Regions from separate parts of the Homo sapiens genome. Here region 1 is linked to region 2. A link is a loop called in an ENCODE intact Hi-C map of the cell type or tissue named here. Cell type or tissue: PC-3. All regions are shown on one strand. Each heading gives the region's core, and the rest is flanking DNA. Links, peaks and the distances in the headings are about the cores only.

What was found. Peaks named below come from ENCODE experiments on the same cell type or tissue, not always from the same donor. Only the 100,000 strongest peaks of a DNase experiment are listed, where the experiment ranks them.
Region 1: a loop joins it to region 2, with 2.9 times the contacts of the local background. A loop is called at or near these places in 6 of 110 quality-filtered maps.

Annotation. Positions count from the first base shown.
Region 1 is chr13:107,640,571-107,656,783 of GRCh38, reverse strand. The region is part of intron 1 of NALF1 (NALCN channel auxiliary factor 1); the gene reads left to right. Among named protein-coding and RNA genes, the nearest start is that of MIR1267, 120 kb to the right of the region's middle. RefSeq lists an enhancer at 105-274. In PC-3, for the core only: CTCF peaks have their summits at 6,293 and 6,494 (motif pointing right); no DNase peak of the experiment used is centred there.
Region 2 is chr13:108,147,783-108,163,995 of GRCh38, reverse strand. No RefSeq gene overlaps it. Among named protein-coding and RNA genes, the nearest start is that of LIG4, 60 kb to the left of the region's middle. In PC-3, for the core only: CTCF peaks have their summits at 8,094 and 8,295 (motif pointing right); a DNase peak (open chromatin) is centred at 8,295.

The sequences.
Region 1 (16,213 bases), core at 2,650-10,649, 510 kb after region 2:
TCCACTCATTGATTGATAGACATTTGGGCTGGTCCTATATTTTTGCAATTGCAAATTGTGCTGCTATAAACATGCTTGTGCAAGTATCTTTTTCATATAATGACTTCTTTTCCTCTAGGTAGATACCCAGTAGTGGGATTGCTGGATCAAAAGGTAGATCTACTTTTAGTTCTTTAAGGAATCCCCCTATTGTTTTCCATAGTGGCTGTACCAGTTTACATTCCCACCAGCATTGTAAAAATGTTCCTTTTTACTGCATCCATGCCAACATCTATTATTTTTTGATTTTTTTGATTATGGCCATTCTTGCAGAAGTGAGGTGGTATCGCATTGTGGTTTCGATTTGCATTTCCCTGATCTTTAGTGATGTTGAGCATTTTTCCATATGTTTGTTGATGATTTGTATATGTTTTTTGGGGAATTGTCTATTCATGTTCTTAGCTCACTTTTTGATGGGATTGTTTGTGGTTTTCTTGCTGATTATTTTGAGTTCTTTGTAGATTCTGGATATTAGTTCTTTGTCAGATGTATAGATTGTGAAGATTTTTTCCCACTCTGTGGTCCTGTTAACTCTGCTGATTATTTCTTTTTCTGTGTAGAAGCTTTTTAGTTTTGTTAAGTCCCATCTATTTATCTTTTTTTTTTTTGCATTTGCCTTTAGATTGTTGGTCATGAAGCCTTTGCCTAAGTCAATGTCTAGAAGGGATTTTCCAAAGTTACCTTCTAGAATCTTTATGATTTCAGGTCTTAGATTTAAGTCTTTGATCCGTCTTGAGTTGATCTTTGTATAAGGTGAGAGATGAGGATCCAGTTTTATTATTTTACATGTGGCTAGCCAATTATCCGAGGACCATTTGTTGAATAGGGTGTCCTTTCCCCACTTTATGTTTTTGTTTGCTTTGTGGAAGATTGGTTGGCTATAAGTATTTGGCTTTATTTCTGGGTTCTCTATTCTGTTCCATTAGTATATGTGACTATTTTTATAACAGTACCATGCTGTTTTGGTGACTATGGCCTTATAGTATAGTTTGAAATCAGGTAATGTGATGCCTCCACAATTTTTTTTTTCTTAGTCTTGCTTTGGTTATGTAGGCTGTTTTTCTGGTTCCATGTGAATTTTAGGATTATTTTTTCTAGTTCTGTGAAGAATCATCATGGTATTTTGATGGGAATTGCTTTGAATTTGTAGATTTCTTTTGGCAGTATGGTCATTTTCACAATATTAATTTCTAGCCATCCATGAGCATGGGATGTGTTTCCATTTGTTTGTGTTGTCTATGATTTCTTTCAGCAGTGTTTTGTAGTTTTCCTTGTAGAGGTCTTTTACGTCCTTGGTTAGGTATATTCCTAAGTACTTTATTTTATTTTTTGCAGCTATTTGGAAAGGGGTTGAATTCTTGATTTTGGTTCTCAATTTGGTCACTGTTGGTGATTAACAGTGTTACTGATTTGTGTACATTAATTTTGTATCCTGAAACTTTGCTGAATCTGAATTCATTTACCAGTTCTAGGAGCTTTTTGGATGAGTCTTTAGGGTTTTCTAGGTACACAATGATATTATCAGCAAAGAGCGACAGTTTGACTTCCTCTTTACCGATTTGCATCCCCTTTATTTTTATCTCTTGTCTGATTGCTCTGGCTAGGACTTCCAGTACTATGCTGAGTAGAAGTGGTGAAAGTAGGCATCCTTGTCTTGTTCCAGTTCTTAGGGGGAGTGATTTCAACTTTTCCCCATTCAGTATAATGTTGGCTGTGGGTTTGTCGTAGATGACTCTTATTACCTTAAGGTATGTCCCTTCTATACCGATTTGGCTGAGGGTTTTAATCATTAAGGGATGCTGGATTTTGTCAAATGCTTTTTCTACGTCTGTTGAGATGATCATGTGATTTTTGTTTTTAATTCCATTTAGGTGGTGTATCACATTTATTGACTTAGGTGTGTTAAACCATTCCTGCAGCCCTGGTATGAAACCTACTTGATCTTGGTAGATTACCTTTTTGATATGCAGTTGAACTCATTTTGCTAGTATTTTATTGAGGATTTTTACATCTATGTTTTTCAGGGATATTAGTCTGTAGTTTTCTTTTTTTTTTGTTATGTCCTTCCCTGGTTTTGGTATTAGGGTGATACTGGCTTCATAGAATGATTTAGGGAGGATTCCCTGTTTCTCTGCCTTTGGGAATAGTGTCAATAGGATTAGTACAAACTCTTTGAATGTCTGATAGAACTCAGCTGTGAATCCACCTGGCCCTGGGCTTTGTTTTGTTGACCAATTTTTTTTATTACCATTTCGATTTCACTGCTTGTTATTGATCTGTTCAGAGATTCTATATATTCCTGGCTTAATCTAGGAGGGTTGTACATTTCTGGGAATTTATCCGTCTCCTCTAGGTTTTCTACTGTGCAAAAGTTATCGCAGTTTTCGCCATTAAAAGTAATGGCATTGCTAAGCGCCTACTTTTGCCATTAAAAGTAATGCAAAAACTACAGTTACTTTTTCACTAATCTAATAGCTTATGCACATAAAGGTGTTTACAGTAGCCTTGAATAATCTTGTATTTCTGTGGTGTCAGTTATAATATCTTCCATTTCATTTCTAATTTAGCTTATTTGGATCTTCTCTCTTTTTTTCTTGGATAATCTCACTAATGGTCTGTCAATTTTATTTATCTTTCTAAAGAACCAGCTTTTTGTGTCATTTATCTTTTATATATTTTTGTTTCAATTCCATTTAGTTCTGCTCTGATCTTCATTATTTCCTTCCTTCTGATGGATTTGGGTTTTGATTTATTAGTCACTAATTTTTTGAAACAAAATAACTTGGAAAATCAAATAATTGCTTGAGTTTTTTCTTTAATGCTGTTTTCTGAGTTGCAAATGAAAGAAGATATTTTTGAGGACTTTGTTGTTGTATTTTTCCTTACCTTTGTTAGATAGGAGTTTACTTGCTTAAACTTTTTATTTTTATTTACCATTTCTTTCTGTTATTGTGTGTGTGGTGTGAGATGGGGAGCCCTATGAGAGTCAAGTAATTTTGACCTCAAAAATAGCTCTGGAGTTGTTTCTAATTGGGCAGCTGAGGTGGTCTTTTGGGATCTAGAGTCATGAAGGTCATCTCTCATAGATTCCTGTTCTTTTTGTGCACCGTGGTAGAAGTAGAGAGAATATATTCTATTCAGGGATGGCCTATCTATATGAAGAGGTCAAATGCATTGAAATGAAAAACAAAAAACTAGAGCTAGTGACATTGCTGACAGATGCCAACATTTCTCCACACTATTTTATAATAAAAAAAAAAATACCTCTCTGCTAAGAACAGCAGAGGCTTGATTATATTTATTGGTGTTAGATGACTAGGGACTAAAATAAATGATTCCTCAGTGTAAAAGTAGGCAGATAATTCTATTACCTAATTTTCTCTTTCAACAGTCAGGAAACTTTCAGTGAATTTGGTCCCTGTAGGGTAACTCCCAATTTCCTTCTCCCCCTACGATAAAACAAACAGAATATGAGAGAATTCGTTTGTTATTGGACTAACATGAAAATACACAACTTAATATACAAATTTAATGTGTTTAATCTAATTTAATGTGGTAAAATAAAGCATAGATTGTTTTTCCTTCGAATGTCATGTTCTTACAAATACTTAAAAATGTTCATTTTTGTTCATGGTAGTCTAAAACTAAAAGCAACACATAAAGATACCAGGAGTGTTTTACCATCTTTTCTGCCATTGTTTATGAATGAAGTGTCCTTCAACCCCCGTGTATCTTTGTTGAAACATTTTTGGCAGAAGTTATGAAAAATAAATAATAGCAACTTAGAACATAGAAGAGACTGTGGATAAATTCAGATTCCAGCAATTTGAGGCACCAAATGGCACAATGCTTCTAATCATTGATGTTTCCATATTGTGAAAAGAGATAATCTAAAAGTAATTCCAAGGAGAAAGGCCTTTACTGATAACATAAGGATGATTAGTTTGTTGGCACAGGGGCAGGCAGAATAAAATGGAAGTAAAATCTCACTCCTGGAATGTTGCAGTTGAAACAGCCCATGCCTATATCCGAACAATGCCTAATGAGTTAGATGATGAAATTTGGGAGTTCTGAGCTGACGAGTCTTAGGATTTTGAGTTCATGCTGTAATGGTTTGAGATTTGGGGGATATTAGGATGGGATTGGATTCATTTTACATGTGGGATGGGCACCATCCTTTGGGGCTAGGGAGGCTGACTTCTGTGTGCAAAATAATGCCACTCAAAGATGTCCAATCATGAATTTCCAAAAGTTGTAAATATGTTGAATTTCATAGGAGAAGGGACTTTGGCTATGTATTGTGTATATGTTAAAGAAAGCTTAAAATTTAAAACAATATTATATTTAGTTATCTTCAACTTTGAAGAACCATAACTATTTCTCTAATAATAACATTTAAATATGTTAAAAGTCATTAAGCACATAATGACCTTTTAAACAATCTTAATAACAAAGGCCAGAATGACAAATAGAGCAGTGTAATTGCACACAACTCAGAATCACAGAAATTTAAATGGGACAGAGTTAAATCCTTAGGTAATCCAATCTCCCCATTGCATTGATTAAACTGTGGACCAAAAGCTTAAGTGAATTGTCCAAAGTCCCAGTCCAAGTAACAGAAGAGTACTCCGTCTTTTTTTAGTGCTAAAGCTAGAAATTGAAGTCAGTTCTGCATCATAAGTATTTTCTTCAGCAAAGCATAATAAAGTTATTTATAGAGTTAAACATGTTTATATCTATAAAGATTTTTTAAGTCTTCTAGTTTATGATCTCACATTCATTAAAATGGAAAACTTTCAAGTTTAAAATTAGCTTTGATATATTCGCAAAGAGCAGTCTCTAGAGTCCTGGTTGAAGAACTGAACATCAGAGAGTAAGATGCCTCCTTACTTCTTTCCATCCTTCCCTCTATTCTGATGTCTTATTTTAATTAGACTAGATCTCAATACTTGAACTGTAGTAATCCTCAAGTGTATATTGCAAACAGTTTTGTGGAATGGTTCCTTAGGAACCTCACATAACAAGCTGAGTTCAGAGACAGCGGGAAGTCCTGGAAGGTGAAGGTGTGGGTGGGACATCAGTTTTATTTGCTGAGAAGAGTTAAGTAAGCTGAAATGTCTGCTCCATTTCAAAACTAATTAATACTCCATCCTGTGGAACAGGCTAGTTTTAAAATATTCATTTAATACATGTATCAGTAGAGGTTTTCATTATTGCAACAGCATTATGATCTTAATACTTTCAAACATAGTTTTGCTTATTTCAGAGAACTCCCAACCCTCACAAAAAGAGGCAACTCAAGTCTCTAGGACATCAAAATACTGATGAAAATCTCAGATATTTATTCAAATAAGGTAACAAAAAATTGAGTTTTGTGGCCTGACATTTCGACGTTGTGTAATTAGAAAAGCACAGAGTTTTAAAGCATCCCTGGCATGACCTATGGTCATTGCTTCCTGACTATTGCTCCGTGCAAGTAAAGAATACAGAACAGAAACAGCCCGGGACTAAATGTCAAAGGCCAGAGGTTATGTACCATGTGGCTCTCAGCAAGGTCTTACTCTCTCTCCACATATGAAGCAGGCACAGTAACTCATTTTCCTTTTATCTCATCATTAAACAAATCAAATAAAGCAATGAATTTATAATTCTTTATTTTTTTAACCTTTGTTTAAGGTTTGAGGGTGCATGTGCAGGTTTGTTACATAGGTAAACACATGTCACAGGGGTTTGTTGTACAGATTATTTTATCACCCAGGTACTAAGCCCAGTATCTAGTAGTTATCTTTTCTGCTCCTCTCCCTCCTCCCACCCTCCCCCGTCAAGTAGACGCCAGTGTCTCTTATTTCCTTCTCTGTGTTCATAAGCTGTTATCATTTAGCCCCCACTTACAAGTGAGGCATGATATATTTGGTTTTCTGTTCCTGTGTTAGTTTGCTAAGGATGAAATAGTCTCCAGCTCCATTCATATTCTGGCAAAAGACATGATCTCTTTCTTTATTTTTTATTTTTATTTTTTCATAAGTTATTGGGGTACAGGTAGCATTTGGTTACACGAGTAAGTTCTTTAGTAGTAATTTGTGAGATTTTGGTGTACCCATCACCCGGGCAGTATACACCACACCATATTTGCAGTTTTTTTCCCTTTCCCCTCTCTTCTTCTCCCCAAGTCACCAAAGCCCATTGTATCATTCTTATGCCTTTGTGTCCTCCTAACTTAGCTCCCACCTATCAGTGAGAACATACGATGTTTGGTTTTCCCTTCCCGAGTTACTTCACTTAGAATAATAGTCTCCAGTCTCATCCAGGTCACTGCAAATGCTGTTAATTTGTTCCTTTTTTTTTTTTTTAATGGTTGCAGAGATTACCGTTCAAATGGCAACGTTGGCCAAGAACATCTGATTTTGCTAGAGGAGACTCGAAGTCGCAGCCACTAGGTGGCGCAGCCTCATCGCTCGCCCCCTTCAGGCCAGGTCCGGGTGGCCAGGGGTACCCTGGTTCTGTCAGGTGACCTTCCTAGACAGGCACTATCGACTTGGGGGGCATCTGTAATGACTTTACCTTATCAGATAAATCGAAACTATATCATTAATGACAGTGTAGGATATGCCACCAGGGACAAAAACTCCGATCTTTGACTTAACAGGCAACTTTTAAAATACTCATTTTGAAAATGGGAGAATCAGCAGGGCAAATTTAATCTGCTTAAAATCCAGAGTGCCTTTTCAAGTATTTTTTAAAATCTGTAGTTCTTTAAGTTCTATAATTTATTGGCCAAAGTAACTTACAAGTATTGATAACAGTCCATGTAGCATTATCATTTTGGATGGCAAGCTGACGGGTAGGGGCCAGGGCCTAACCTGTATTTGAATCACGATGCTTAGTTAGGGTCACCTTTTTTGGTATAGACTGCAGGACACAGCACACCACAAAATATAGTTTCCTAAAAGACAGAAAGTCTCTTATATACAAAGTTGAATACCCTGTACTATCTCAGTTATATTGTAGCTTTCCTTTTAATTATCATTCAAGGTGGCCATGACATTTAAAAAATAATTTTCCAGGATACACTGTTTTTATTTTCTGTGACTGTTCAACTTACCACTTACTTGAAAACCTTTATTTGCACATAAAGAGGATTGAATAAAGGTAAGTATATGTAGCATTCACTAAATATGCCTCTCATGAAAGGTAATTTATATGAAATAATTAACTCTACAACCCAGGACTTAATTGTACATGTGTGGCAAAGAAAATATCTGATTCAATCATTTTAAACAAAATAAAATATAACTGGAGAAAACACAACTGCATAGCCAGTACATCTTAAAAAAAGATTATATAAATTTTATCACATAGCATTGAAAACCAAACAGAATACAGCTCTTGCTGAATTCCATATTCATATGCTTCTTGATGTTTTAATCTACAGAGGTATGACTCAAGATGTAAAAATCTGTGTATGAGAATCTGCATATCTGCATAAACAGTGAAGATTGACAGTTCCCACATGGTGGGATGAAAAGGAAAGTAACAAAGTTAGTTAATAGTATAACTGGTGGTATACTATTTATTTAACATTTAAAAACTGTGCTGTTAAGAGAATGAAGAAATAAAACATAGGTTGGGGGAAATATTTACAAAACATATGTCTGATAAGGGACTTTTATCCAAAATGTAAAAAGAGCTCTTAAAACTCAACAACAAAGACAAACAGTACAAATTTAAAAATGGGCAAAAGGTCTGAAAAGACTCCTCACCAAAGAAAATATTAAGATGACAAATAAGCAGATGAAAAGATACTCAACATTGCATGTTGTAGGGAAACATAAATTAAAACGATAATGAGATACCACCACACACCTATTAGTATGCCTAAGATTGGAAACAATGACAACAGCAAATGCTGGCAAGGATGTGAATAAACAGGGACTCTTATTCACTGCTAGGGAGAATGCAAAATGGTTCAGCTATTTTGAAATATGATTTGAGAGTTTCATACACAACTAAACATTTTTACCATATTAACTAGCAATCAGTCTTCTTGGTATGTTCTCAAATAAATTAAAAATTTATACTCACACAAAAACCTGCATGTGGGTGTTATAGCAGGCTTATTTATATTTGCTAAAACTTGGAAGCAACCAAGATGTCCTACAATAGGTGAATGAATAAACAAACTTTTGTATATCTATACAATGGAATATTATTTAGGGCTCAAAAGAAATGAGTTATCAAGCTGCGAAAAGACACAGATAAACATTAAATGCATATGGCTAAGTGAAAGAAGCCAATCTGAAATGGCTATGTACTGCATGATTACAACTACCTGACTTTCTGGAAAAGGCAGCAGTATAGAGAGTAAACAAATCAGTGGTTATCGTGGATTTGGAGGGAGAAGAGGGATTGACAGGTGGAGCACAAAGGATGTTTATGACAGTGAAATTATTCTGTATGATACTGTAATGGTGGACCCATGACGATGGGCATTTGTCAAAACCCATAGAACTGCACAATGCAAAGAGTGAACCCTAATGTGAATGAGGGAATTCAGTTAATCATAATCTGTCAATATTGATTCATCGGTTGTAACAAATGTAGTGAGATGACAACAAGGGAGATGTGTATGGGGGGTGACATATGGGACTGTCTGTATACTCTGCCCAATTTTTCTGTATACTGAAATCTGTAAAATGTAACTCATTGATTAAAAAACAATACTACTTGTTTTTATCATTTGTAGCTTTTTGTAATACACATAATTTTGAAACAAATTACTCTTTTCTATAATCTTCAGGTAAAAATTAGGGTAGCTTTTTAAAATTTGTTAAGCTCAGTTTTAAAAAATAAATGCCTAGGTAGATCAGTTTTGAAATAACATATATTCCCCCATTTCAAATATGTGAAGAAGCTCAATGGCTTAAAATTTGGAAAATGTAATATTTAACTCAGTTGTTTGCATTATGTAATGTTTACTATACACCCATAATATAAATATTCCTTAATTATATTTAAAGTAATTCCTTTTTACATTTTTCTCCTCTATTTATTTATGACAAATTGAACTCAGATATTAGTAACTTGTTCAGGCCATACAAGTTGTCACCGGAGGACATTACTAATTCTAAAGTACATACCTTTTTTAATACAAAAGTTTATTAATTTTAAGCAGCATCTTATGTTATTAAGGTTTCATGGGATTGTTATGTTTGCAATTCTGCCTTTGTAGAAACAATCTATATGTCCATCAGTAGGGGAAGGTTTAAGTTTTTTTTTTTTTTCGATAAAACATAGTACACCATGCAAGAATTTAAAAGGAATGAACTGGAGCTGCAAGTGTCAACATGATGAGGTTCTTTTTTGATTTAGTAGAATATTTTTAGTGAAAATGCATCTTGTCTGTATGGTAAAAAAGGACAAAATTTTGAAAACTAACTCTTTACTGAGGGCATAGAGTGAGGGAAGAGACAGGATTTATTCATGTTCTTGTATTTTTCCAGGGAACATCCTCATCTTATGCTTCCTTTGCATTTAATTCCATTTTCGTTTTGTTTTCTTTACCAACATTTTGGTGATTGCTCATATTATTATATATAAATTACCTCAATCTGCACAGTGATTCACTGATTACATATAATATCATGTATTTAACCAGTCTCTTTAGGATATTTCCAAACTTTTGATTTATAAATAAAGCTACAATAAGCATTCTAGTATGTAAGTCTTTACCCAATGAGTGGTAATATCTGTAAATTCATATTAGTAGACTTGCTTGGTCAACAGGTGAGTGCATTTTAATTTTTGATGTGATGTCAAATCTTTACTAAAATATTATGTAAATACAAATCATTGTCCTTTAGAAAATAAAAAAGAATCACCATATGAATTTCTTTCCTAATGAGAACACTCTGATTTAAACTAATGAATTCATATATTCATAAATTAACCTCATAAATTTTACTGACAAGCTCTTAAAGATAGCTGTCAATGTAAAAAGATTTATATTATACCTATGCCATGATTAAATACAGCTAAATTCAGGAGTCTCATCAAATTGATTGATGTAGAGTGTTACTTATTTTATATTAGAAATCAAACACATTATTATACAGATTACATTAATAGAGAAAAAATTCATGTGAAAATATTTTACTCAGTAATTAAGAATAAGGAAATAATCTAGGTCCTCTAATCAACAATGCGTTGAGTCACTGGTCGTTTTACCTGTGAGAATATAGGATAAGAAGGAAAAACAATAGAAAAGAAGGGATCAGCATCTCTTCAGGCAGTTTATTTTAAGGCAGTGGCTTCTCAATTTTAGAAAAGACGAAAATCCCATCAGATGACATTTTATTTCACTGCATCATTTGGAAGATACTACTGTTATTATGTTAGGATGTGAATGTGAAAGGTTTTTACCTGTCTACACCATTTTGTTGCTTTTTTTTTTTTTTAAGAAGTTGGCAGTTTTCCAGGGAGTGTATGTGAAAGAGTACAGGATAGGAAGTGTTAATGTTCTTCATCTGAAAGGTAAAATTACTATTTTAGTTATAAAGGAATAGCTTGTTGACCAGCGTTCCCACTGAGAACATCTAGAAACGTTAGATGCAATTTTAAAAGATGTGTAAAACTCTCAGTGCTGACTGGTCAGTGCTAGAAGGGCTGTTACCAAGAGCAGGGAAGCCCGTTTTTGTGAGGCAAGTTTGCTGCATCCTGTTTTCCCCATAGTGTGATTTGCTGATTGCTGATGCAGGGTAAGAAACCAAGAACTCCCAGAACTCAGGTTGAGAGTGGCTACCAAGAGTCAGAACGAGCATCTGAACTTACTGCAACCTCTTGGAGTTTGGGAGCAAAAACCTGGAATTGAATTTTGCTATGATACTCGGGAATGAGAAATTAAAATCCCAGAGAGGAGAAAAGCACAAGGAAATAAAGTCAATACATGGTGCCGGTTTTGCCTTCAGTTATTTGCTGATTAAGCTGCTCAGGGCAGAAGTCTAAGAAACCAGGCACAGAACAGCTGGAGAGTAAAACAGGGATTTTTTTTTTTTTTTTTTTTTTTTTGTCTCCCAGTATTTGCATGGTGGTAGAGACAGAGAAATTTGAGTTCATAACTTGCAGAGGAGAATTTGTAGAAAACTACCCAGGCTCTCTGTTGTCAAAACAGGACAAGAAAAGAGATAAAAATTGTATTAAGTGGATAGGATAAACAGGTTGTAAATACTAATATAGCATACCTAAACCCAAAACAATTGGGTGAGTTAAACTGATTAAAATCAGTAAAACATATAAATAGTAACAGCATTCCATTTGGCAATTAGTACCAAATTGGATAAAATCTTCACAGATTCTGGGGATGAAAAGGTGAACATCTTTGAAGGTGGGGACATTATTCTGGCTACCAGGGTCATCAAAAACATGCACACTGAAAAACACTTTGATACTTCTATATCCTTCAGATTGGTTAAAATGAAAAGGACAATACTAAGTGTTGGTGAGGATGTGGAGCAACTGTAACTGCTTGTGGTGTTGTCAGCAATCACTTTGAAGAACAGTTTGGCAGTGCCTATTAAAGCCAAATATATACATCCTTAAGACTCAGCAACTTGACTCCTAGGTACATTAATGAAAATGCTCACATGTATTTATAGCAGCATTATTTATAATAGTCTAAAACTGGAAACTCTAAATGCTCATCAGTGGTGGCAATACCAAATAAATTGTAGTACATTTATACAATAAGATAAAGCAAAGCAATTGGATGACCTCTTAATACACAAAATAGCAAGAAGATAGACACAGTAGAAAATAAAATATATGATTCTGTGTGTATAAAGATCAAAAGACAGCCAAAACACATCTACGGCAGTGATTATTTTTGCTGTACAGCAGTATGAGGCAAGGATCATCACTGATCTGGGTGGTGGTTCCAGAGGTGTGTTCACTTTTCTTTCTGTACGGTTAAAGAGTTACTTTAAACATTAACACTTAAAAATATGTTTAAGACCATGTTTTAGACCTATGAACAGTTTCCTTATACTACTGGAGCATGCTATGATTTGCAACTTAAGTGAAAGCATATATATATATATATATATGTATGTATGTATGTATGTATACACACACACACTCTAAATGTCTTTTTTAAAGGTATTTTTTTCTGTCCTGTGATGCTAAAATTAACTAGAAGAATGCATTAAGTAGCCAAGTGGAGAGTGGTTGAGTAGAAAATGCACATGATTTAAAGTTAATTAGATATGGGTTCAAGTTCAGTCTTTGCCATTTATTGGCTACTTAGCACTGGATAGATTTTTTTTTTTTTTAACCTGAGTTTCCGTGTCTGTAAACAGGGGAAATAATATTAAACCTGGTTGCTATTGTGAAAATGGGAAGTAATAGACGTATGTTTCTGAGTATGTAGTAGTGTTTCCTGTGTCAACAGAAGCTATCACACAACTGTGTAAACCTTATGTCAACAGAAGCTATCACACAACTGTGTAAACCTATCATTAAAAATTCACCTTGGCGTTCTGTATTTTATTCTGTATTAAAATGTTACATGTATTTTTAAAGAGATATTCTTGAGATGAGTATTTCTGAAGACGTAAATTTTATGGTATTAGGTTTATAAATTATCCTCATCCATATATAGACTTGTGATTTTTCTACTTAAAAATAAATATCTGTCAAAAATAAGTCATGTAAATAAATTACACATTTGTAATTCTTCAGAAATTTGCATGTGCTCAAATAAAAAATTTTGGCAAAAAAAAAAAAAAAAATCATCTGAAACTCAGTGGCAGGAGGAGTTTCAGTCTCCTGACTCTCAACTTCTCTCTCTCAATGGAAAATCTAGCTGATGGGCAGACCAAGCTCTGACCCACCTGGATCTCCCTTGAGGCTGCACAGGAAGTGAATTATCAGAAGGGGATGCACAAAGGGATTTAGTTTGAGTCAAATGATTTTTGGCATTAGGCATGGTACTACTTCCTCTGTGGTTCAGCAAACCTTCTCCACTTTCAAAATTGAAAATGTATTTTTTCTCATCATAAAAAGTAACATGTAAAGACTCGAAAACTAAAAAACCATTAAGAAAATAAAATTGCTTATTTTTCTAATAATCCTCCCCCTTTATTTGTTCCCTTTGATCCAAATAAAACGATTTCATATTTTAAATTGTCATTTCGTTTCACCCCCCCCCCACCAAATACACTGTATATGGAAATTATACTGTATTTACATTTCTATGTCCTGAGTTTTTCTTATCTCTATTTGGAAGCCCTTCCTGTAACTTACACATCTTTGAAACCATAATTATAAATAACTGTGTCATATTCCAGTTTTGAATGGGAAGAGTTTATTAAACTATGGTTGCTAGCCCTCCTCGCTGACACATTCTTCTTTGGTTATACTAATACCTTAAGTCTATTATTTCTTATCTCTAATTTCATTCAGTTAGCCACCTCATCAATGGAAATAATCATTTTAGCAAAAGCATTTGTGTTTGTAACTTAAGTATAACATCACTGTGTTCTTGAGTACAATCATCACCAGGCCATAAACATCTTCTTGGGAATTAAGTGAAGACCATAACCCATGGCGGACTCTGTCTGGATGGGTGAATGCATTTCCCAGTGTGCTTTGGCTGGGTGCCCCTAACGGAGAATGAACTGCGAAACCTGATGACATACGCCTGCTCTTCAGCCAACAGTCAGCTGTGTGGGATGCTGTCTTATTCCATGATATGTGCCATCTGCCTGCATGTGCTGTGACCCTCATCCATGTGGAAATTAGGGCAAGGCAGAAACTCCAATGCGATGCTTCTGCATCAGCTCCTTTTCCTGAAACAGCCAATTTAAGAGCAGAACACAATAGCCAGCTCTTTAAGTGAAGTTAAAAGGGGTTCTGGCATGAGCACATACAACATAAGGAGAATGATTAAGGCATTTGTTCACGATAAACAATGTGCTATAGCTATGTTAAGTGTTAGGCACTGACTGTATGCTCAACTCTCTTTCCTTTCCCCATTATCATCTAACGTGGGTCTTTGTGATCTTTTTACCTATGTATGTATCCCTCTGTGATGTGCTGGTGTCTGTCCTTCCACAAAAACTACACATTTCTGAAATAGATAAATAGAAATTTGACTAAGATGAATCCTAGTGATATTTTCAGGAGCTATATGTTGACATAGCTAAATATCAAGAATTGATTGTTGTGAATAAACAAAATAGACCATTTCAGCTCAGCAACATGCAATGTATGCAATGATTAACATCTTATATGCTGGGCATATGATGTCTATTTTTTTATTCATTGGAAACCAAAATTCTATAATGCCTTATATAGTGCCAGATGCATGGCATTGACTTAAACGTTTGTTGGATGCATGGATAAATGCTGACTTCAATTCAGATATATTCTTATTGTGTGGGCATAGCCAATATTTTAGCTCAGTTAACTGAATAATAGAGAAATAAATAAGTGAAACTCTGCCTTCACTTTTAGTGAAAATGTAATTCCATGAATTATGGCAACTACTTCCTCCTACCTTTCATAGTTGTTGGAAGCAGAGCGTCTCAGCTTTTACTGTGCATAAAAATTGCCTGGGGATTGTATTAAGATACAGATTCTAATCCAGTGGGTCGGGGAGATGCTGCCTTTCCAACGTGCTCCCAGGCCAGTTGATGCTGCTGGTCTGAGGACCTTACCTGGTCTCAGCACTGGGTTTGTCATTCTTCACTGCACATTGCAGTCACCTGGAAAGCTATATATAGAAGCTACCGATGCCAAATCTCATCCCTGAGATATCTGGATTTAATGGGTGTGGTATGAGATTTGGGTTTGGGGTTTGCTGAAGTTTTCCAGGGGGTTGTAATATACAGAAACGCTTGAGAAGTACCATGTGGTGTTGAAACCTGGTTCATAAATCCCCCTAGATTCTTGATCTCGCTTGCTCCTGCTGAGTTGGCCCCCAGCCACGGTTCAGGTTGTGAGGCCTGATACAAGATCTGCCATCCAGGAACCTGTCAAATTGAGACTTAGAGACTCCGACTATTCAATTCAAGGCCTTACAATAGTAATATCTTGCCTATGGTGGTAACTAAGCCATCATTTTTGCCCATTGTTGCTATTATTGATGTTACTATTATTTTTATCTCCAAATCTCTATTTGTTTTTTCCAACTAAAATTATGACTCATGTTTATTTTTTTAAATGAATGTATAATAGTGGCACAAGTGATATTTTGATAAATGCATACAATGTGTAATTATTAAATAATGATAGTGGACTTATCCATCACCTCAATTATCTTTTTTTGGGTTGGGAACATTCAAATTCTTAACCTTTAGCTATTTTGAAATAAGCAACAAATTATTGCAAACTGTTGTCTCTCTACTGTGCTGTTGAATACTAGAACTTACTCCTTGTATCGAATGGTATTTTCATACCCATTAACGATTTGTCTTCATCCTCCTCCATCTGACCCTTCCTAGCCTCTGGGAGCCACCACTCTATCCTCTTCCTCCATGAGATCTACTTTTTTAGCTTCCACATATGAGTGGGAACATGAGATTTTTATCTTTGTGTTCTTAAAATAGTTCACTTAACATAATCACCTCCAGTTGCATCCATGTTGCTGTAAATAAGATGATTTCATTTATTTATAACCAAGTAGATATTTCATTGTGTGTCAATACCATATTTTAGTTATCCATTTATCCATTGATGGACATAGGTTGATTTCATATTTTGGCTATTGGGAGTGCAGACATCTCTGACATACTGATTTCCTTTATTTTGTGTGTATACCAAGCAGTGAGACTGCTGGATGCCGACTTTTTAAAGATAAGTTGTATGCCTTGTAATCTTTTATATCTTGCCATAGGGCCTCATACTGGTCTCAAGATCTAAGAGAAACACAATGAATGTTGCTATCTTCTCTCTTTGGGGTCTTTTATTATTATTGTTCCTAGGTCTCACACAGAGTGATATAACACAAATACCAAATATATTTCTTGGATTATTATTATTCTTAGAAAAAATACTCATGCAAATGAAATCTTGAGATAAAAGTAATCTTATAAAATTATTTATGCAAATATTGTCCCCTGGCTGATATATTTCCATGGAGTGATGGATGAAAGTCATCTCTGAAGAACACTTGGTCTAT
Region 2 (16,213 bases), core at 4,307-12,306:
CCTCAGCCTCCCAAAGAGCTGGGATTACAAGTGTGAGTCACCGCACCTGCCCCGGAAAAAAATTCTTTACCTTTGGTGTGGTGGATTTTATTGGTGTGCTCATTCTATTATCTTTGTCGCTATCCTGTGTAAACATCCGTTTGTCCTTTTTCGTACTAGATTTTGAGGATCTAGCTAGATGTCATTGTGCATGGGTGGAAGTCAGCTGTCTAACCTGCATAATTTCCAAAACTTCGCTGACATTACATTAATAACTTAAGGATTTTTAGCTAATTTTACCTAAATATCTCTTCAATGAGATATTGAGTGATAAGCTAAAAAGAGACTGAACTTTCCCAAGAAAAATTCTGTGGTGCTCACCGCCAAATGATATGTATCCAATATTAGTAAGATGAAGGTAGCAATCAGTCAATATTTTATGAAAATATGAATTGTTAACTCAGTTTCTCCTACCCCTTTTTTTGCTTATCTAGATATACATGAGATTGCAAAACAGTAATTAATGCTTACCAAGAAGGAAGAAATGAGGGAAAAATACAGAGAAATATAAATTATTTACATATGCACAGATAAAAGCTTTATTGTATGTTATTGATTCTGAATTTAGAAGTTTCATCAAAATGTCAAGGCAAGACTGACACTATATGAGAAAACCTGACCTAGATATGATAAAATCAGGTAATAAAGGCCTGAAATTTTAAACTAAAGACATTATCAATTTAGTCCCCACGTAAGGGTCACCCCTCTGCAAACTCTGATTTGGAAACCGAGCTCTCATCTACAAAAACATGCAGCCTAGAGGGCAAGAAAGGGAGGTTCCATTGTGGAAATCTTATGCATGGAGTCAAAGAACATGTGAGGAAGGAAGGCTGACATCTCATGGCAGGGCAGTGACACAGGAGAGTGCCCCTTGTAAGGGGCAGGCATTTTGGAGAGGAAAGGGGGGTTTTCGTTAAGGCCCCTTGCTATGTTGCATTGGACACAGATTTTCACGCTGTTCCCTTTCATTTTCATGTGGCTCTGTGGGGCACACTGCATGACCCACACCAATTCTAGCCTATCTTCTCTGACTCTGAAGGCTGTGCTCTTTCTGCCATGTACACTGCAAGAAGGTGACTCCTGGAAGGCACAGAAGCAACGGTGCATACAATCCCCGCATCTTACAGGACTGGGGACATCCATGGCATTTTAGGGCTACAGGACAATTTTTAATCCAGTACTGTCAATTTACACTTAGTCATACATTAGAAAATCATGTAAATGACGAGCTAATGGGTGCAGCACACCAACATGGCACATGTATACATATGTAACAAACCTGCACGTTGTGCACGTGTACCCTAGAACTTCAAGTATAATAAAAATATATATATATATAAAGAAAATCATGTCAGCCATACCTTTGAAATCAAGTCCCCCTTACTTCCACTGAAGCACTGTTTTGAATGACCACCACCCACCTGTACTAGTGAAATTGCTTCTGGTTGCCTTTCCTCTCCCATTCTTGGCCCCTTATCATCTATTATTCAAACACCACTCGTGGCGATGTTAGTCAAATGTAAATCTCAGTGTTTTGCATTTCTCATCAAAATTGTCCAGTAATTTTTGTAGCATACACAGAGTAAAATGCAAAATAAAACACAAATGCTTACTGTGGCCTCTTAGGCCCTGTGTAGAAATCATTTGGACATCTCTCTGACCCCACTTCCAATGGCTACAGCACTTCAGCCTTTTTGCTGTTCCCCAGACATGCCTGACACACTCTTAACTCAGAGTCTGTGCACCTGTGAGAGAAAAGATCGGGCAACAATGATTCCAAGATTTTGATTCACAGCAGCTGAGTTAATGATGATGCCTTTATTCAGAAGGGGAGGGGGCTGTTTTTTTTTAATTAGGGAAAAATGTAAACATAAGCAAAATTAGAAAGAACAGTACAAAAACTTTCCACAAAATCATCACCCAGAAATAGTAAGCATCAAGTCCCTGAGATTCTTGTTTCGTCTGTACTTTAATTTGATTCTCCTTCCTCTCCCTTCCACACCAGCACCACCACCATGGGGCTATTTAAGCAAATCTCAGACTTTGAATGATTTACTTTTATCATTTATTTTATATTATAGGAAATATTTTTAAAACAAGCACAATACTGTCATCTCCAAGAAATGAACTATTATTTCCTAATATTATCGAATATTCATTGAATGTTCAGATTCAGAAAACTTGTTTTGATATATTAAGTTGTAGATGTTTATCGGAAACCTAAAGGGAGATGTCGACTAAGAAGGTGATCATAGAATTTGGAGTTTAGACAGAAATGTGAATTTTGAAGTCAGCAACACATAGACATAGATAGTATTCAACACTAGGATTTTGGATAAGATCCTGTAAGAAGTCAGTGTTCGGGGATTGAGCCTGGATGCATTTTGACAGGAGGGAGATGCAAAAAAGAAAAATTAAACGTTTGGATAACTTGCATTAAAAACTAGAACTTGAACTCAGGACATCCTATTCATGCCTCCAGTTTTGCAGTGCAAGTTAAGAGAACAATGCATTTCACTTTCAAATAGCTGCTTTACTGTAAAGAGAAGTTGTTTCCATATGTTCGTCTACTCCCATATTGTTATTAATTGTATTATTTCATACTTTTTTTTTGTTTATTTGAGACGGAGTCTTGCTCTGTCACCCATACTGGAGTGCAGTGGTACGATCACTGCCCACTGCAACCTCTGCCTCCCGGGTTCAAGCGATTCTCCTGCCTCAGCCTCCCAAGTAGCTGGGACTACAGGCACGTGACACTATGTCCGGTTATTATTTTTTTCCTGTACTTTTAGTAGAGACGGGATTTCACCATGTTGGCCAGGCTGGTCTCAAACTCCTGACCTCAAGTGATCCGCCTGCCTCAGCCTCCCGAAGTGCTAGGATTACAGGCATGAGCCACTGCGCCCAGTCCTTATTTCATACTTTGTCATGGACAAGAAAACTTCTTGAGTTACAGAAGCAACAACAACAAAAAAATGTGTCAAGAGTCTTTGCTTGTAAAGGGACTCGTTTCTTTTTCAGTTTGGAAGTGAGAAGAAATTGCGATGCCATCATTGTCAAGGAGTGTGTTCTCCAGAGAGGGAGTGATTCCCCAGTGATGTTAGAGAATGACTCAGTAAAGGAAGAGCACAAAGCTGGCTGAACCTAATGACTGATAATAGTAATCTCTCTGCAATGCCCCATAAGGTAGGGCCAATCTAGAACATTATCAGTTGTTCTGCTTCTTGTCTTCTTCTGTCTTGGAGAAGTGATGCTGTTCATGGTTACATAAAGATTCAAAGCAAGGTTTTGGTAACAAGTAGAAAATGATTATTTGTCATAAAAATGTTAAGGGCAAGAGGGCCTCAAAACAAAACGTCAACTCTGCTAGCGTGGAGAAATCTTGGATCTCACAGTGCACTTTTTAATTTGAATTTTAACATTGTGTCATTGCATGGATTTTATCTTTTGAGGCAGGAAAGATGGATGTATGAACATATGGTTCCATTTGGATTTGTATTCACGATGGCAAAAGACAGAAGGCTGGCCGGTAGGACCCTATATGGGCCTTTACTTCTTGGGGATGGGGGGCTAAGGGATATTGAGAGAAAGATCACAAAGAAATGGCAATCTTTATCATCAGAAACCTATTCCAGTGAAGTCATGGAAAGCATAAGCTATTCAGAAGTTTTATACCTGGAAATCAGTTATCATGTTGTTGTTGCTAAGAACATTGATTATTTGCATTAACAAGTCAGGAAAAAAGTCACTTGGTATTTTATCAGTTGTTCTCCCCATATAGATACTAAAAAATGGAAACTAAGTACAAGGACACAGTGTCAAACAGAAGAACAAATCAACTAGATTTATTGTAAGAAATCACCCTGTTTGATATTTACGTAACATCTTCTTTCTGACAAATTCAAATTAGTTGGCTACTATAATAATATTAGGTTCTCTTCTTCAGTGAAGTTAAAATATTAGTGAATTAAAAAAGGAGATGCTCGACCCTATCCTGCAGAGTTTCAGCTATTGTCTATGGGGATAGATATCATATAGGATCTATTGGTACCAGGCATACCTAGATTACTGGCCTGACTCAGCAGTTTGCAAATTATCTGACTTCCAATAGGGTATTAAAGTATCTGAGCTTGAGTTTGCTCAACTGTAATCCCTCCCTTGCAGAGCTGTTGTCAGAGTTAAAATTAATGTGTATAGAAAGACCTTTCCTTATACTGCTGAGAAGCCTTGGAACTACTCAGCCTCCCGAGTAGCTGGGACTACAGGCGCCCGCCACCGCGCCCGGCTAATTTTTTGTATTTTTAGTAGAGACGGGGTTTCATCGTGTTCGCCAGGATGGTCTCGATCTCCTGACCTTGTGATCCACCCGCCTCGGCCTCCCAGAGTGCTGGGAATACAGGCGTGGGCCACCGCGCCCGGCCTCATCTCCTCTTTTTTAAGTTTCCCTCATCTCACTTTCTTCTTCCCTTTTCAGTGGCAAGAGCCTTGGGTTGGAAGAATTCAGATGTGTGTTGTAATTCTGGGAACATTACTCGCTTCCTAAGGCAGATTCCTTCGCCTCGAAAGCTAAGCAGTGCGCTTCTTTGTGTACTGTTTACTTTCTGGACTCTCCCGCTAGCTCTAAGGTTCTGTCACTGTGCTCTTGCTCGGTTTCCATCTTTCCTTCCTCCTCTTTTCTCAGCTGGAAACCTGAATGTGCAGGTGTGGCTATAGGTAAGGTCATGTGCCTGAGCCCGGTTTCTCCAGCAGCTAAGGGCTAAGTGCTTTCTATTACTGTGACGCCTGATTCTTCCGACAGCCATCCGAGTCTTCTATGCCCGTTTTCATGGACACAAGGAGGTTGAAGCTTTCAGGTATTGTAAAGAGTTCAGACAAACGTGGGGACAAGAGTCAAACACCAAATCTGGACCATTATATGAGAATGGCTGTGAAGGAGAAGGCAAGCTTCTGGGTGGCCCAGCTCTGGGTCGCATGCTATTTAACCAGTCCTTCCTTAGGGAGATGACGAGGGAGCACGTGATAAGCCTCCCACAGAGACGCACGCTGTAAGGCAGTGTGCTGTGCTCCGAGGAAGCGGGACAAGGGGCATAGAAACTAAAGGAAGCGCCGTTACTCTGTAAAAGGTGGGACACCCACAATCGCCTTTATTTACTTTTCACATGCATTTTATTGTGATTTTCCATGTTCTGGGCATTCAAGCCTGCCTGTTTTTAAAGGCAGATTGTGGGAAAACTTGATCAACTTGATCTTTTGAAAGTGTCCTGTATTCCAGTGGGACCCCCATCCCTTGTTGTGGGGAATACATGCAGCTATTTTAAATTGTCATCCAGCTTCTCAATTGCCAAGACCGTGTGTATTCTCCCCTTCTGTTTCCTCCTCCTTGCTTCTTTCCTTCCCGCTGCCCCAGAAACCTCCTTCCCTGCTGTGGAGTCACCTCAAAGCCAGGTGATACGGCTTGGGTGTGTCTCCACCCAAATCTCATCTTGAATTGTAGTTCCCATAATCCCCACAGGTCATGGGAGGGATTTGGTGGGAGGTAATTTAATCATGAAGGCCGTTACCCCCATGCTGCTGTTCTCATGATAATGAGTGAGTTCTCACAAGAGCTGATGGTTTTATAAGGGGCTTTCCCCAGCCTTCACTCTGCACTTCTTCCTGCCATCATGTGAAGAGGGACGTGTTTGCTTCCCCTCCTGCCATGACTGTAAGTTTCCTGAGGCCTCCCGAGCCACGTGGAACTGTGAGTCAATTAAACCTCTTTCCTTTATAAATTACACAGTCTGGGCATTTCTTCATAGCAGCGTGAGAACTAATACACCAGGTATTTATTTATTTATTTAAAACTTTTATTTTAAGTTCACGGGTACATGTGCAGGTTTGTTACATACATAAACGTGTGTCATGGGGTTTTGTTGTACAGACTATTTCATCACCCGGGTATTAAACCTAGTATCCATTAGTTGTCTTGATCCTCTCCCTCTTCTCACCCTCCACCCTCCATTAGACCCCACTGTGTGTTGTTTCCCTCTATGTGTCCATGAGTTTGCATTATTTAACTCCCACTTATAAGTAAGAACATGTGGTATTCGGTTTTCCGTTCCTGCGTTAGTAAAGCCAGGGTTTTAAAAGTGCCTCACGGGCAGTTGGCAGTTTGCATATCACTACCAGATAAATCACCCTAAATATTTATTTTTCATGATATTTCTCTGCATTTTCCTAACACTTATAAAATAAATTCTATACTTCTCTGCTTAGATTTCAAGACTTGATAAATAGCCAAAATGATTGATTATTGGATTGATTTAGATTTCTACTTATATCCAAAAATGAATATTATATCATATACATAAATTTGACAATAGTTTAAAAAGCAAATGTTAAAATAATATTCTATAGTGATTATATTGCATGTAGAAAATACAAATAAATTCTCTTTTTTATGAGTAATGGCACTTTAGACTAGTCTTAGGTTAGAATATTCTGTAATATATAAGACAGAAATTTTAAAACTGTTTTTGAAGAATTCATTCCCTAGCTCAAAGAAGAATAAATTCAGATAGTTAACCGGAAGTCATATCTTGAGACTCTTAAGTGCATTAATAAGCATGTATTAACTATGACCTGGGTTCATTTTCTTAACATTTTTGAAATAATGTATAATTAATTGATTCCCAAATTCCTTCATGATTTTTTTTCTTAAGACTGAATTTACCACTTGAACTTCAGCATTTGAAAGTTCTGTAGATGTGATATGGTTCATGGATTGTTTACCTTAAAGGGGCCCAAGAAAGAGATTCAGGGCTCTGGTAATGGTGGGTGTGTGTGTGCATGTGTGTGAGTGTGTGAGAATGTGTGTGTGAGTATGTGTGAGTAGGTCTCTGTGTGTGAGTGTTAGTGTGTTTGTGTGAGTGTGCCTGTGTACGTAAATGTGTGCGTGTATGTGTATGTGTATGAGTCTGTAAGTGTGAGTGGGTCTGTGTGTGTATGTGACCGTGTCAGTGTGTATGTGTGTGTGTGTGGGGGGGGTCTGTGTGTGTATGTGTGTGTGTCTGTGTCTGAGACAGTGTGTTTCAGTGTGTGTGTGAGTGGGTCTGTGTGTGTATGTGACTGTGTGTGTGAGTGTGAGTGCATGTGTGTGTGTGCGTGTGTGTGATGGATATCAGGATTCTTCCGGAAAGAGCTTTGTAGCTTTCATATCACTCTCAGTGGGGTCCTTGACACTCAGTACATGAGCCTGATGCAGCGCAGTCCCTCAGTGGGGCTGAAGTGTGCTCAGACACACAACGCTTTAACACTACAACTAGAGGGAACTCCATATTTTCCCATCTGGTGTTCTTGGCCTAGTGTTCCTTCCAGACAGAGTCCAGCATTTAGTAATCTAGTGGTTATTAAGAGATTTGAGCTAATCACTGTCATAAATGACACTTATAAATGTGTCCTAACCCCCACCACTCGTGATTTTCCCCCTTCAGGGGACGGGCACTTCAACGTCTTTAAGTACTCATCTTATGAGAGATCTCGTATGTCCTAAGATCCTATTTGGAGTTAAGTACTCTTAAATCACGCAGAGTTACGTCTTCTATGCATCTTTTATAAAATTCGACCACATTATCTTCTGAGCTGTCATATGCATTTTTATCTCTGACTTTGGATCCAAGCTTAGAAATATTATCTAACAAAAACATGTCTCCCACTATAGAATCCCACACTCTGAAACATAAGTCTGATAACTAAGGCGAACTAATGAAAGATTTTTAAAATACATTTTATATTTTTCCTTAGTATTCTGAGATTATTAATTTTTAAAATCTCAGTGTCAGCTACTCTTTTATTCATTTTTAAAAATTTTATACTAAAGCCTTTCTAAATAAGAAATGGTTTACGATATCAATAATTTAAATTCCTTTTAATTTAAAAGAAAACCGATCTTTTAAATGCTGCGTTTATTTCACATTCTAGTTTCATTATGATGCCCCCTGAAGTGTGGATTTGTAACTAAGCGAGTGTCTATGGTCATTATCCTAAAAGCCGTGAAGCTCCTCATCACACTGGGGTCTTGCAGCCGACTATGTAGCTTTTCCAAGGGTCTTAAGATCACATGCAGTTATTAATAGTGCCACCTAGTGACAGAAATTGCTCAGATGGCTATTCTTTGAACGATTTGAATAATATATTTAGCTTTCTTTATTTTGCGTAAATATAAAATTATGTCAAACAACACAGCAATGTTAATCACATCCCGCGATGGGAACAATTCCTGATGGGTCCAGCAGGTGGCAGCATGTATCACGAAAGCACAGAATTGCCACTTAAAAAAAAAATCTGTGCCAAGGCTGCGCTCTCTTTTTTCATGTGACTGAGTTTTTCCACTCTTTAATGTAAAAGGAAATGTATATCTATGTTAAAGATAAAATAACTTTTCAGAATGGGGATAATATAGGGCACTAAGTCATAACGATAGGACTTTTACTGAGGACTAATTCCATACTTCCATTCTAAGTACCTAATACATATCATTGCGCACAGCACGCTTTGTGTTGATATTATGACTGTGCCCATTTTACAGACAAGAAAATTGAGGCAGGGACTTTGCCCGGGTTTTCACAGCTACTAGGTGAAGTAGGTGGGAGTTGAAACCAGACAGTCTGGTTCTAGTGTTGCTTAACTGTTGGAAATGTAAGGGATTAAAATTAAAAGTATTAGGAAAAATACTAGTTTTTAGAAAAGAGACCTGAATGTTAAACTTAATTCAAAACTATCTTTATTGTGTCCCTGAGTTCCACGGGCTCTATCTAACTTCAAGCTGATTGCCTCCTCTTAGCTGGATCTGCACTGTGACTAAATAACAGAACCCCACTACTGGGGAAGATGTTAGAGTTTACGGAATATTCATACTCATACTTTTTTCTTTGTGTGAACATTAGGAGGAGTAAAGACATTTAAAGATTGCCTTTTCTTCCATTTTTAAAATGTATTTACTGACAAATCTCCCAGTGTCCTCTCTCCCTGCAACTTTATTCTCACCCTGAAGTACTTGCTATTCTCTGAATACAGTTCTTACTTCAGTTCCTTCTTCGTATTTGTTTATCTTGTTTTCTAAACCTGGAGGCAGCTCATCTCTCCCTGTCCCCTTTCAATATTGGTCACTGGACTAATGTCAATATTGACCAAAGGAAAAGCAGCATGTGAGGGCAGGGACATAGGGGCAGGAGAGTGTCTGAGGGTCTTGTATAAATAACAGCATAGGTTTTAAAACCAGTGCAACAAAGCCTTCTCTTGCATTGTTAACTCTGTGGCGTAACATTTTTTTCCCAGCTAGATTATAAATTCCTTTGAGAGGTGAGGCCACATATGAGTTAACTTTCTGCACCTCCCAGCCTTATCTACTAATACTTCACATAGTACTTTCCTCCCAGCAGGAATTCAGTGACTGCTGTAGAGGGTGAAGTGGTGCAAAGTCCAGCTCAGTTGTGGTTTATCAAGCCTGAACTTAAGCACCACTCACCTTGTTTTTTAGCAGCTGTGGGCCAACAGGGAGGCTGGATAAGTGAAAATCAAGCAGAGATTCTTTTCCTAACTTTGGAGAGAGAGTAAACAGCTGCACGATATATGAAAAGAATAGCAAGGTGATAAAATTCACAGTTTACAAAATAAAGAATAAGCTCAGATATGCTCTGCAGGCCACTCTCAAGACCAAGAGGTAGTCCCCTTTCTTACCTATAGACTAGAAGAAAAATTAAAGCACACTCAAGCATAGGAGATCTGTCCATATGTAGCACAGGTAGGAAGATCAGTGAGCTCAGGAGAAACTATCTATTAAATGAGCTTCAGGAGGAAGGTAGGAACAGTAAATAATAGAGAGTAAGGCCCAAATCCTCTCACCCAGAACAGTTGGCTCTTAATCTTGGCAGACTCAATGCTCCCTGTTAATAATAAATATTTTATTTTATTTTATTTTTTGAGATAAAGTCTCACTCTGTCGCCAGGCTGGAGTGCAGTGGCGCGATCTCGGCTCACTGCAACTTCTGCCTCCTGGGTTCATGCGATTCTCCTGCCTCAGCCTCCCAAGTAGCTGGGATTACAGGGGCCTGCCACCACGCCTGGCTAATTTTTGTATTTTTAGTAAAGACAGGGCTTCACTATGTTGGCCTGGATGGTCTCGATCTCTTGACCTGGTGATCCACCCACTTTGGCCTCCCAAAGTGTTGAGATTACAGGCGTGAGCCACCACACCCAGCCAATAATAAAACGTGCTTTCTGTCATCTGTGGAATGAAATTTAAAGATAATATGAACTGCCTACATATATAACTTTTAAAAATCAGTATGAGTGCCTTAACTGTATATTGAAGGAAAAGTTGGAAAGTGATATATAATAAGGTACCATCCATTTTGACATGCTAGTCCTCAGAGCAGCTACACTTGAAGAGATACTAAAATGTCTTCTTGTTGTTGTAATTGTCTGCAGGTTCTTCCTGCACACTGCAAGGCAAAGCCAATTCACTGAGGCCATGGCATTGCAGTAAAGAAAAAGTTTAATTTGTGCAAGTCCAGCTAGGACTTGCAGGAGACAGAGTTATTACTCATATTACTCTCCCTGAAGGCTCAGAGGTTAAGGTTTTCCAAGGATAGTTTGGTGGGCAGGGGACTAGGGAATGAGTGCTGCTGATTGGTTGAGGATGCAATCATGAGGGTGTGGAAAATGGTCCTTGTGCCCTGAGTCCACCTCTGGGTAGAGTCCCAGGACCAGTTGAGTCATGAGCCATGAGTCCAGGTGGGGTTAGCTAGTTGTCAGGAATACCAGCATCTGAAAAGACACCTCAAAAAGCTAATCTTAGGTCTTACGTCAGTGGTGTTATCTGCAGACGTAAGTGGGGGTGTTACAAATCTTGCAACCTCTGGAACAATGGCTGGTTATCATTTAACTATGCCTACATACATTCTGCTACATAGTGGCAGAATTCAGGCCCCTCTGATAACCCTAACTTTTTGGACTTTTAATTATTATCCTCGCTTTAAGGTTAAACTATCAACTAAATTTCTCCCAAAGTTAGCTTGGCCTACCCCTAAGAATGACCAAGAACAGCTTTGGAGGTTAGAAGCAAGATGGAGTCAACTACCTCAGATTTATGTTACCATCATAATTTTGCAAAGGCAGGTTCATTGGCAGCCTTTGCTGTGTGTTGCAGGACTTCTAGAAGTCTTAATGCCTGTCCACAAAATGTCAGTAGCACCTCCATTTATTTTGACAAAACAATTCCACAAATTTGCAAAATACCCACTGAGAAATGAAAATGAAATTGTAAGCCCCCCAACTGACTGAATGTGTCTCTTTTTGTCCAAGGGTACCCCAGAGAAAGTTAAAAACTGACTTTTCTGCCATGACTTGATGGAACGTTGAACATACATTATGCCTGTATTAGTCCGTTCTTGCACTGCCATAAAGAACTACCTGAGACTGGGTAATTTATAAAGAAAAGAGGTTTAATGGATGCACAGTTCTGCAGGCTTAACAGGAAGCATGAATAGGAGCCCTCAGGAAACTTACAATCATGGTGGAAGGTGAAGGGGAAGCAAGCACCTTGTTCACATGGTGTCAGGGGAGAGAGAGAGTGAAGTGGGAAGTGCCACATGCTTTTAAACCATCAGATCTTGTGAGAACTCGCTGTCATGAGAACAGCAAGGGGAAAATTCACCCCCATGATCCAATTGTCTCCCACCAGTTCCCTCTTCCAATTCAACATGAGATTTGAGTAGAGACACAAATCCACACTGCATTAACGTCCAATCCCCTGTTAATTGCCATTAGGCTTTCTTCCCTAAGGTCTAAACAGCAAACAGCCCTTTCAAAAGATTCCACCGCTGATTTAAACCAACCACCTGATGGCACTCCTCTTTTTTTCAGTTTTTCACAGCAACTGACCAGCAGTCCTTTCTGATAAGAGATCACAGACCACAAAGTGGCTCTGGCCAATCTATGGAGGATGCATGGTGAGGGTTTTTGTGTCCTCTGCTTCACCTTTTGATGTCAGAGGATCGAAAACTTCATGCTCAGATCATGTTAAGATTGCCATTTTTTGTACATGCAGCTCATGGGGCATGAAGCTCAGTTGTGCCTATGTACGTTTCTCCTCTCATAAACATTCATGCCTCCTCCTATAGCTTATTAAATATGTATACTGAGACACCCTGCTCAGCATAAACTCCTGTTTCTTTTTCCCCTCCCTCAGAATACCTGTTTTTGGCTTCTGACCAGAGGCTATGCTTCCCAGCCTGTGAAAATGGCCACCCTGCAGGCTGCAACCTTTGTTTTTCATATCCAGACAGGGTCTCACTCTGCTGCCCAGGCTGGCGTGCAGCTGCACAATAAAAGCACATTGTAACATTGAACTGTTGAGCTAAAGGGATCGTACTACCTCAGCCTCCCAAAGCATGGAGATTACAGATATGAGCCACCACACCTGGCCCAGGCTGCAACCTCTTATGGGAAATAAAGCTCTCCTTTCCAAATCTATGAACCTTGTCATTCTTCAGTTGATGGCACCAAGGGTAGTACCACCCCTTCAAGAGCCACTGTTTAAATTTAATGTCAGGGTTAGAGTTCTTGTGGTGACTTCTATGTCATCTTGTTAAATGGTGCCATTCTTTTCTTTCTCTTTATGATAGTTCTTTGACAGCAAGCACCGTTTCTCTAACAGTAATTGAATATTATCAGATAAATTTATATTTCCTTTAAAACTCTCTGAATAAAAACGCAACTATAACTAAAAGTAAAATATAATAAGAACAAAAAGGCATCAGAAGCATTCAGTGATATCACCTGAGGACAGTCAGTTATTATATGCAAATCACAGTATGGATCATCTAGGATATGTCTTTGACAATGTCTTTTTTCACTAAAAAATATGTTGCAATGACCACACCTGGGCCTGCTGATCAATATAAAACATCTTAAAGAGAAGAATAATCAAAAATCACCTGAATACTCTGAATTATTCTTGTCGAAAGCTTGAATATAATCAAACTTCTATATCTAACTTCCAATTTCCTGGTTACGTGGGGAGTAGAGGAGCAAGTTAAATGGCAACCAAAGGACGCAATCAGCAAATTGAGGACATAGGAAATTCTATATGGAAAACAAACCATCCTTTATTATGACATTCTCTAAGCTACATGTAAAACAACATTCTCTAAGCTACCACCCTATCCATGGAAAGCACCCATGGTAGCCAAATCTTGGAGGGCAAAGATTGCTGAAAGTAAAATTATTGAGCTGAGTCTGGCGTCTCATACTCCTTCAAAATCCCTTGAAACACTTTAGTGATTTTTAAATGAAGCTGGACAAGAGGCTGAGAAACCAAGGCAAAATCTAAGCAGGAAGCCAGTGACTAAGCAGAGATTTTGGCTATCTCACAGCACCGGGAGACTAAAATTGAAATTCAGGCTATTAAAGCAGTGAGGATTTGAGAGGCCAATTCCAAAAGAGAAAGAAGTTTTAGAAAAGTCGAATTTGAAAATCAGAGTCACTTTTCCACTTGAGGGTTTCTTCACTGTCTAGACAGTGAGAGAAAGAAAATTCAGCTTAGAGGTTGAGGGGAAGCAGGGCTTTTGTAAGCTTCACAAGGCTAGGGAAATAAACTTGGATGCCCTACTCAACATCCTAGACACTCATTTGAGATGCCTGTATGCCCGAAGGACTACATCGTCAGAAATGTGGAAACCAGAAATCGACTATGACTTTTCAAGTTCAAAATCAGTTTCAGATCTGGAGTTATACTCTTGTACCCATAGACTAGAGAGAAAAGAAAATCATGCCCAGATGGAGAAGTGGATCCATGTTTCAGAACTCAGTTCTCTATTCTAACTGCTTGTCGAAAACAAAGTGCTCACCCAGATATTTTACAATTATTTATACTCACAATCCAATATTTAATCATTAATTTCCAGATATATCAAGACCCAGAGAAGCAAACAAACCATAGAAGTCAAACTACAGGTGATCCGGATATTAGACTTGTTAGGCTCAGTCTTTAAAATAACTGTGACTATTAGCTTCAAGAAAATTGGTGACAGCAAAGAGAATTTCACTGAAGAATTAGAATGTATTAAAACAAATTCAAAGAAAATCTTCTACTGAAAAAATATGGTAACTGGAATAAATTATTTTATTGCAGATTATATTTAATACCAAATGCTGGAAAGAATGTGGAACAAGAGAAACTCTCATTCATTGCTGGTAGGAATGCAAAATTGTACAGCCACTTTGGAAGACTGACAGTTTCTTACACCTAAACATAGTCTTACTATACAATCTAGCAATTACACTCATAGGTATTTACCTGAGTTGAAAACTTATGTCCACCTAAAACATTGTACAGAATTTATAATAGCTTTGTTCATAGTTGCCAGAACTGAAAGCAATCAAGATGTTCTTATTCAATATAGGAATGGATAAACAAACTGTGCTACATCCATACAATGGAATATTATCCCTTGATAAAAGGAAATGGGCTATCAGTCCACAGAAAGACATAGAGGAAACTTAAGTGCCTATTGCTAAGTGAAAAAAAAAGTCAGGAAAAGCTACATACTGCATAATTTCAATTATATGACATTCTAAAAGGGAAAACTGTAGAGATAGTAGAAAGATCAGTGGTTTCCATGGCTTCAGCAGGAGGCAAGGGGATTGAATAGGTGGAACCCAAGGCACTTTTAGGGTGATGAAATGATTCTGGATAATGATACTATAATGGAAGATACATAACATTATGTATTGTCAGAACCCATAGAAATTTATGGTATAAAAAGTAAACTTTACTGTATATAAATTTAGAAAGTCATTTAGGAAGTAAGGGGATCCTAGGAAAGACTATAGATTGCAACAAGAAAATCTAGGTGTATTACAAATAAATGAATATATAGCCAGCCTCATTAAAGGCGTAAGGTAGAAGAAAGATGGATGTGAGTAGAAACTGTAATTCTAAACGCATAAGAAACTGCACGTAAGTTTAGTATTCTAGTTGATAAAATTGTTTCCGATGGAGGTACAGGTTAACAATTCAGATACTGCTGTACATGTGTACACGAACAGTTAAGTATATGGATAGTGGGTGGTGGGAATCTTTCATGAATAGAGTGGGAATTTGCAGAGAAGCAGGGAGAGGAGGCTACAATGATCCATGTTGCAAGAGTTAGAGTTATCAGAAAAAACTCAGTTTGGTTTAATATAAATACAGGTGTTTACATTTAGAAGTATTTATAGATATATGTGTATGCATAACTAGTATATACACATATATTTCTTTGCTCTGTCAGCTGAGAGAGCCTAAAAGAAATGACACCCCCCATAGCGATGAACCTAGCTAGTCTCAGACGTTGGTTTCTAAAAAATTTCTTTAATCAAATAAAGCAGGGCCCCTTGGAGAAATGACTGATTCTAGGACTGGGGCAGGGACTACATAAGATGAGCCTGGGCATCTTGTAGTGCCAGAAAGTATGGAAGTGCTTGAAACAAACAAACAGTAAACAACCATTGAAACCCCACAGTGGTGAGCTAGCCAAAGCACACAAGAGGCACCCCAAAAAGCTCCCAATAATCAAAGCTGGTACAATTTGAGCAACAAAATCTATAAAGTAGTATTGCATTATAAAACAAGATAGAAAATAAATATCCATGAGTTAGGCTGATATAAATAAATGATTAAAGACATTAGTAAATAGGTAAAGATGTCATTTTTTGCTCTTGTTGTGGTTGCTTTTCACGTCTTTGACAAATAGGATCTAATTACACTTAAGAGCTTCTCAGTCACTGGTTCAGTAGCCCCAGTGCCAAGTGAGAAGCTCTTGATGACTGAATAGATGGAGGATGGGGGATGCACAATGACCCCAGTCCTGGATGACTGAATAGATGGAGGATGGAGGGTGGACAATGACCCCAATACTGGTTGGCTGAATAGATGGAGGTTGGGGGATGCACAATGACCCCATCCTTGATGGCTGAATAGATGGAGGATGGAGGGTGGACAGTGACTCCAATACTGGATGGCTGAATAGATGGAAGATGGGGGATGGATAATGACCCCAATCGTGGATGATTGAATAGATGGAGGATGGAGAGTGGACAATGACCCCATCCTGGATGGCTGAATAGATGGAGGATGGAGGGTGTACAGTGA